Regions from separate parts of the Mus musculus genome. Here region 1 is linked to region 2. A link is a contact called in ENCODE Hi-C or POLR2A ChIA-PET data. All regions are on one chromosome and are shown on one strand. The core of a region is the stretch at or near the end of the contact, and the rest is flanking DNA. Distances in the headings are between cores, read along the strand shown. Region 1 holds the start of 4930432K21Rik (RIKEN cDNA 4930432K21 gene). Region 2 holds the start of Palm3 (paralemmin 3).

Region 1 (3,517 bases), core at 181-2,680, 130 kb after region 2:
TGGCTCCCCAGCAGCAGAGAACGCACCAGTGTGGGACTGGAAGGTGCACTCATCATTAAAGTGCTAACCCTAACCCTAGTATGTGCAAAGCTGGGTTCCATCCCAGCATGGCAAGGAGAAAAATAAATAAATAAAAGCCACGATGACTATGACAACAGTGGGGGCAAAGTTGAAGAACTGGGTCTTTTTTATAGACCTGCCCTTCTGCTTTGGCTAGTGACCAACAAAATATGATGAGTTACATGAAATTACCCTTTCTATAGGTCCAAATTGGCCAAATCTTAGCAGTTATGCATGGCTTCACCTATTGAGTGAAGCCATTAGTCACAGAGAGCCCAAGAATCCAGCGGCCACACTCCCTCTGTTCTAGCATTTTTCCATAAATAGTCTCAGTAAGTCTTTATAACTGCCCTTTAAGGACTCTTCTAGGCTTCCATTCCACAGGTGGAAAAACTGAGGCTCCAAACTACAAATACATTCAGTCAAATGTACCTAGGTCAGGGGGAACCTGAGCACAGAGCCCTGGGATCCCTGGTTCAAAGATGGGACAAATCAAACTCCCACAGGCCCTGAATCTGGGAGTATGGCTCTGGGCCACAGTCTTGTAGGTTTTCCTGTACACCTCTGGACTGACATTTCTGTCTGGCCAGGTGCTTCATCCTTGTGACCTTGACTAGATAGATCTCTGCGCCTCCCTTATCCTTAGTGTCCTCATCTGTACAATGGGTGTAGAGTGTGGCCTGACCCAGTTAATGCAAAGGCCTGAAAAGCCGGTCTGATTGCTTTCCCTTCCCGGTTGGAAGTGCTGCAGCAACAGGTGTTCCCTGAATCTGGGGTGTGAAGCTAGAAGCTGGATGGCCCAACCCAGTAGGCCATACACCTCACCTCGGGGGCGGGGCGGAGACCAGGGTTCACCTGGTGGCGAGGATCAGGCTTTTCTGGGGGTGGGGCACTCCCCGCGAGTGTGAGGAAGGGTGGAGAGAGACTCTGAGGAAGGGTGGGCAGGTACCCCTCGGTGGGTAGAGGGGCACACACTCACCTGGCGGGCAGTGACAGCACCTCGGCCCGGGGGTGCCTGGGGTCCATTCCTCTTGTGCATCTTCCAGGCTCGAAGCCCGGACTACCAGCCCCTGCACCTTTGCCTTGCCTTGCCTCTTCACCGAAGTCGAGTCTCAGAGCTCGCGCTGTTCCTGAGCCCTGAGTCCCTCCTCCGCGCCCGGCCCCCCGGGATTCTCGAGTTTGGGCCGCCCAGCTTCCGCCTTGGCCTTCAGGAGCGCGGCGGCTGGATTCGTGGGCTCTCTAGTTAAACTACAATTCCCGGCAGTCAGAGCGTGGAGGCGCATGCGCCTAGCATAAAGTAGGGCAGAGAGAAGGCGGAGCATGCGTAAGGTGTGTAGTCGGTACTACGCGTGCGTGGGGCGTGGCCTCACGGGCGGGAAAAAGAGAGAGAGCTGCAGGTGTGAGGGCGCGGCAGTGTGACGTCTGTGGCTCCACACCGCCGCACATCGTTCTGTTAGGCTTTGTGGTGGAGTGGGTGCGGGTGTGGGTGTGGGTGTGGATGCTCCTGCTCTCCCGTCTGTGGCGCAGGTCTTCAGGAGCCGAGTCCACAGTGTCAGGCCTCAGGCCTTCCTGTCTCCCACCGCCAGTTTGCCACGCGGTCCCCGTGACTGCCTATGTGGGTATTTTCTCAGAACGTTACGCCAGTGACCTAGGCGACCTATTCCCCATCAGATCCAGGTTGACCTCGTCCCGACTAAGGACAGAGCAACTTCCATTACTGCTGTGGCCCAGGTTGGTTCTGGCTTGCCATGGGTCCCACAGTCTGAAGACATTGGCCGGAAGCCACTCCTGACGCGGGGTAGCCCTCCTAAAGTCTTGTGTGACTTTGGTGGGTCTCCAGAGACCTCTCTGAAGCTTCCAAGTACCCCATGTCCCAGATAATTAAGCTTTGGGTGTGGGTGGGGGAGAAACGTAGTTGTCTCCAACCCAGAGACTCCAGCAGATACCGTGAAGAGGACGAGATCGTTCCTTCACACAGGGAAAGGGTGTGAATGGCTACCTGGCCATGGTCCAAGGTGGCTATGACCTGTCGCCCCACCCAGTGTCCTGCTGAAGACCAGCTGACTCCCCTCATCAGGCTGCCAGATGGGCCCAGTGGAGGAGGGAGACAGGGTACAGATGGGGACATACAGTGCTGGCAACAGCTGGAGAGTTTGTTTGTTGTTTTCAGATTTCTCAGGGAAAGATAAAATGAATAAGAAGAAACAGCGGAACTCAGGTATTTGGTTTATTCAAATTGGCTTTTTATTTTATTTTTATTTTTAATTTATTTCCAGGCAGAGTTTATGTATATCCCTGGCTGTCTGTCCTAGAACTAACTCTGTAGATCAGGCCTCAAACTCAGAGACAAACCTGCCTCTGCTTCCAGAGTGCTGGGATTAAAAGTATGATTCACCACAACCTGGCCTCAAATCGGCTTTTAAAATATTTATTTGAGGTACTAGGAATGGAACATGGAGCTTCCTGCATGATAAAACACTCTACCATGAAACTACATCTCAGACCCAAGGTGACCTTTTTAAACTTTTTATGATGTTTTTGAGATGGAGGAGGGGATTCTTGCCATGTGGGCCGACTAGTTTTATGTCAGTTTGACCCAAGTCATTTGGGAAAAGGGACTCTCAATTGGGAAAATGCCTCCAAAAGATTTGCCTGTAGCCAAGAGTGTAGTGTGTTTTCTTGATTAATGATTGATGTAGGTGGGTCCAGCTCGTGGGTGTGCTGCCTGGAGGCAGGTAGTCCTAAATTACATAAGAAAGCAGTTAGCTGTGAGCAAAAGCCCGTAAACAGCATTCCTTCATATCCTTTGTGAGTTCCTGAGGTTCCTCTCCTGACTTTCTCTGGTGATGGACTATGATATAAAAGTGTAAGTGGAATAAACCCTTTCTCCCTTGACTTGCTTTTGTTCATAGTTTTATGGTTTTTATAGTTTTTATTCCAACAATAGAAATCCTAACTAAGACATCATGTAGCCCAGGCTGGCTTTGAGCTTATGATCTTCCTGTCTCAGCTTTCCAAGTGTTGGGATGATAGGCCTGCGGCACCAAGCCCAGGTGTTCTGATGCTTTGTAAATGGAATCTCAGTATGGGGCTGCAGAGGTGACTCAGTAAAGTGCTTTCCAAATAAGCATGAGGACTTGACCCCAGTGGCCAGAACTGTGTTTAAAAAGCCAGGCATGGTTGGCCCTTGTTTGTAATCCCAATGACTTGCAGGTGAACAAGTACAGCCTACTTGGCAAGTTCCAGGTCAGTGAGAGACCCCCATAAAACAAGGACGGGGCTGGGGAGATGGCTGGGTGAGTTTGGTGCTTGCTGTGTGAAAAAGAGAACTCAAGTTTGGACTCCTAACACATAAAAGCTGGGTATGGTGGTGCATGTCTGTGCCCCAGCACTAGAGATGGGAAGTGGAGACAGCTAGTCTAAACACAACAGGAACCTCCAGGTTCAGTGAGAGATC
Region 2 (3,488 bases), core at 786-3,285:
AGAGAGAGAGAGAGAGAGAGAGAGAGAGAGAGAGAGAGAGAAGGAGAGGGCAAACCCTACACACAGCTACAGGAGGGTGTTTGCCAGGGGCGTGACTGCCATGGGACCCCAGCTTCCTTCTGGAGTGTTGAATATGCTCTTGATCTAGATAGGAGCAAGGGCTGCCTGTCACTGTGCATATGCTAATTGCCACAAATGGAAAATGCTGTTAAAAAAAAAAAGCATGCAAAGCCTCTGGAACGATACCTCAGTCCAGAGTTCCTGCTATATAAGCATGAGGGCCTGGGTTTGGCTCTCAGCACCTACGGAAAAAAAGTCCGTGGGAGCTCCTGTCCCTCAGCCCAGCACTGTGAAGACAGAGGCAGGTGTGTTCCCAAGCCTTAGTGGCCAGTGAGCTAGCCAAGTGAGGAAGCCTCTGATTCAATGAGAGGCCCTATCTCAGCAAATACGGTGGTGACTGACACCAGCAATTGCGTCCGTGTGCACAGGACTAGGACACGTGGGTATAGACATTAAACAGGGCAGGGGTGTGGCTCAGTGCTGAGGACCTGCCTACCAGGTTCAACTCCAGCACACATACAAATATGTATTCATATATGCACACATATATGTCCTCTTGTCGTAGAAATATGTTTTCAGAATAATCTAGAAGCTTAAATTCAACTTCCCCCGCCCCCGTTCTAGGGATTGAATCTAGGGCCTTATGTATGCCAAGCAAGCTCTCTACCACAAAACCACATGTCCAACACCCCATTCCCCACCCACTTAGTTCTAGACAATTTATTACTAAGTTTCCTAGACTGGTTTTTAACTCACTTTGTAACCCAAGGGAGGCTTAACCTTGCCATTCTCCTACCTGAACCTTCCTGGAAGTGGGATTCCAAGTCAGGTGACCTACTTGATTCAGGTTCAATCAAACCTTCATATATATATGTATATATATTTGGCTCTGTTTTTGTTGAGACAGGGTTTTTCTGTATAGCCTTAACTGTCCTGGAACTCACTCTGTATTCCAGGCTGGCCTGGAACTCAGAAATCCACCTACCTCTGCCTCCTAAGTGCTGGGATCAAAGGCATGCGCCACCACCGCCAGGCAAATCTTTAGATTCTTAAGAGTCTGTACTAGACTGTGGAACATAGGCCATTCCAGCCCTTGAGGACAGCCCCAATCCAGTATGGTGGAGCCTGTGCTTCCAGGAGAGACACTCAACTTTACGTGCCAAAAGTGGCCCATGGAGCCCTGAAGCGGTCAGGAGAGGAGAGGCCTAGATGTGGGTAAGTTTACCACTCGGTGTGGTGGGGGAAGGGGTCCTTGCTCAGAGCAAGGTCCTCTGAAGCACCTAGCTGAGACAGACAAGGGCTGATCTCTTTCAAGACAAAGATCAAACCTGGTCTGGTTGTGGAGGTCTGTAATGACAGAGTTCAAAGGAAAGACATCCTCGGTAGTGAATTGGAGGCCATTTCCCTATCGTTTATTTCTACCCCCACCCTTAAACATTAAATAGCACAACAGGGTCTTCTGACCTGCAGGCCAATTGAAGTTATTCTCCCATTTCCCAGCGGGGCAAACTGAAGCCTTGAAACCTGAGGCAAATTGTCCACAGTGACCCACATCCTGGGCTTCTTGGTTGCCATGGTCTCCGAAAGCCGGGTCAGAGAGCTCTCCCTACAGCATGCTCCAAGGTCCTAGAAGGGAGAGCCAATGACTCTGGGCTTTTAGTAAAACTTTCCTGTGTGAGTGCCCAACGCAGGCGCGTGTTCCCCAGCGGCCGCGGGTCAGTGCTTGGCTGCTGTCCCCCACCTGCTGGAGCACCGGCGTGGCTGCGTGTATATGAACTGGGAGGCAGCCTAGCGCAGCGTGGAGGCCGGAGGCTGGTAAATAATTCATCCTGAGAAGTTGATAGCGCTCCCCAGCACTGCCCCAGCCCCAACCGGGCCGCGCCTCCCGCCCAAACCAGCTGGACCTGCTCTCCTGCTCCGCCCCACAGCCCCCTCCCATCAACCAAGGCCCAGTCTGGGGCCTTTGGCTCACACCTCTGCTGGGCAGTGATGGCTCTGCAGACCCCGGTGTTGTCTCCGGCCACACCCACGTAAGTGTCTGGGGTGGGGGCGGGAGGGCGGGGTGGAAAGGCTGGGGTAGGGGGCACCGGCCTGGCCTAAGAGCCCCAGTTGGCCTTTCTAAGGAGCCGAGGGGAGCACGAGGGGACGTGGTGGCCAAACCTGGGACCCATTCAGAGCCAAGCCTCTAGAGAGCTAGGCCTACTGCAGAGTTAGGGGACAAAGGGTGTCAGGATCCAAGAATGTGCATCCAAGTGTAATCCTGGTCACCAACCCTCTCAAGAATGCAGCGAGGAAATGCTAGAGATTCCAGGGAGAAAGGCGCGCCCCAACCTCCAAAGATTGGCAAAGTCTTAGGCAACAATGGCCACCCCTCCGCTCCTTGTCAGCAGCAACTCGATTATGGCTGAGGCACGACCTTGGAGTTAAGAGATGAGCGACGTGTGGGGAGTTCACCTTAGCTGAGGCTCTTTCAAAGTGAGAGAGGTTTGGTTCAGTCGCCAGCTTTTGCCTAGTATGGGATTATCCACCCTTAGTTAGGGAATGATGGGTAGAGGGGTTCCAAGAGATTATAGAAACTTCTAGAAAGAGGGCTTCCCTCCAGTATGGACCCCAATTCTGTCCTTTACTCTCTGTGCCCTCCATTGCATTATTCACCAAGTACAAACCTGGTTGCTTAGCAATGGGAACCCGATCCTCCCCCCCCCCAAGGAAGAGTTAGGGAGATAGCATCTTAGGAGTGGGACAGCTGAGGGGGACTTCAGCCCTCCCCCAAGGACAGAGTGATGAACAGGAGTCTAGACTTCCCTAGGGACATCTGTCAGGCAACCTTCAGCCCTTGCCCTAGTCGAAATCCCCTCCTCTAGGAGGGTCTCTGGCCTCCTATGTGTATCCAAATGAAGGTCCTTAGAGCCCCTGAACCCTGCACTGTGTGTTGCCAACACTGAGGGAGAAGTCCTTCGTGTCCTCATTCACCCTCCTGACTTCAGACAATCTCATGCTGTGTGTGTGTGTGTGTGTGTGTGTGTGTGTGAATGCATTTGTGTGTGTGTGAGTGAATGTGTAGAAGAGTGATAACTGTGAGTGTGAATGTGTGTGGGTAGATGTGTGTGTTCTGTGGATGTAACTGTGTGTATATAAGAGTGTGTGGTTGCATGTTTGTATGTCTTCTGTGAATGTGTGTGTGTACATATGAGAGGTGTGGGTGCATGCATGTGTATGTGTATGAGTGTATGTGTGTGTGTATGAAAGTGTGTGAGTACATGTGTTGTGTGTGTCCTCTGTGAGTGTGTGTGTCATCTGAGAGTGTTTGCAAAGGTGTGAAGGTATAAGTATGTGTGCACATGTTTGTGTGTGTGTGGATGTATGAGTGTTAAGAGTGTATGTGCATGCTAGAGTGTGTGCAAGGGTGTGAGAGTACAAGTGTGTGT

Evidence for each region. Hi-C counts contacts between places; a loop is a spot of excess contacts on that map. ChIA-PET counts read pairs that join two places held with the same protein, here RNA polymerase II (POLR2A).
Region 1: POLR2A ChIA-PET joins it to region 2 with 13 read pairs in Patski. The contact joins the promoter of 4930432K21Rik here to the promoter of Palm3 in region 2. A Hi-C loop is called at or near these places in 1 of 37 maps with a recorded cell type or tissue (T-helper 17 cell). POLR2A ChIA-PET finds 5 or more read pairs at or near these places in 2 of 5 experiments (Patski and embryonic stem cell).

What each region holds. Positions count from the first base shown.
Region 1 is chr8:84,146,608-84,150,124 of GRCm38, forward strand. 4930432K21Rik (RIKEN cDNA 4930432K21 gene) reads left to right here and starts at 1,431. Exons shown (of 9, transcript NM_029045.2): 1 at 1,431-1,791; 2 at 2,231-2,278. The coding sequence starts at 2,251. Cc2d1a (coiled-coil and C2 domain containing 1A) reads right to left here and starts at 1,310. Exons shown (of 29, transcript NM_145970.2): 1 at 1,040-1,310. The coding sequence starts at 1,099.
Region 2 is chr8:84,019,439-84,022,926 of GRCm38, forward strand. Palm3 (paralemmin 3) reads left to right here and starts at 2,036. Exons shown (of 7, transcript NM_028877.1): 1 at 2,036-2,090. The coding sequence starts at 2,050.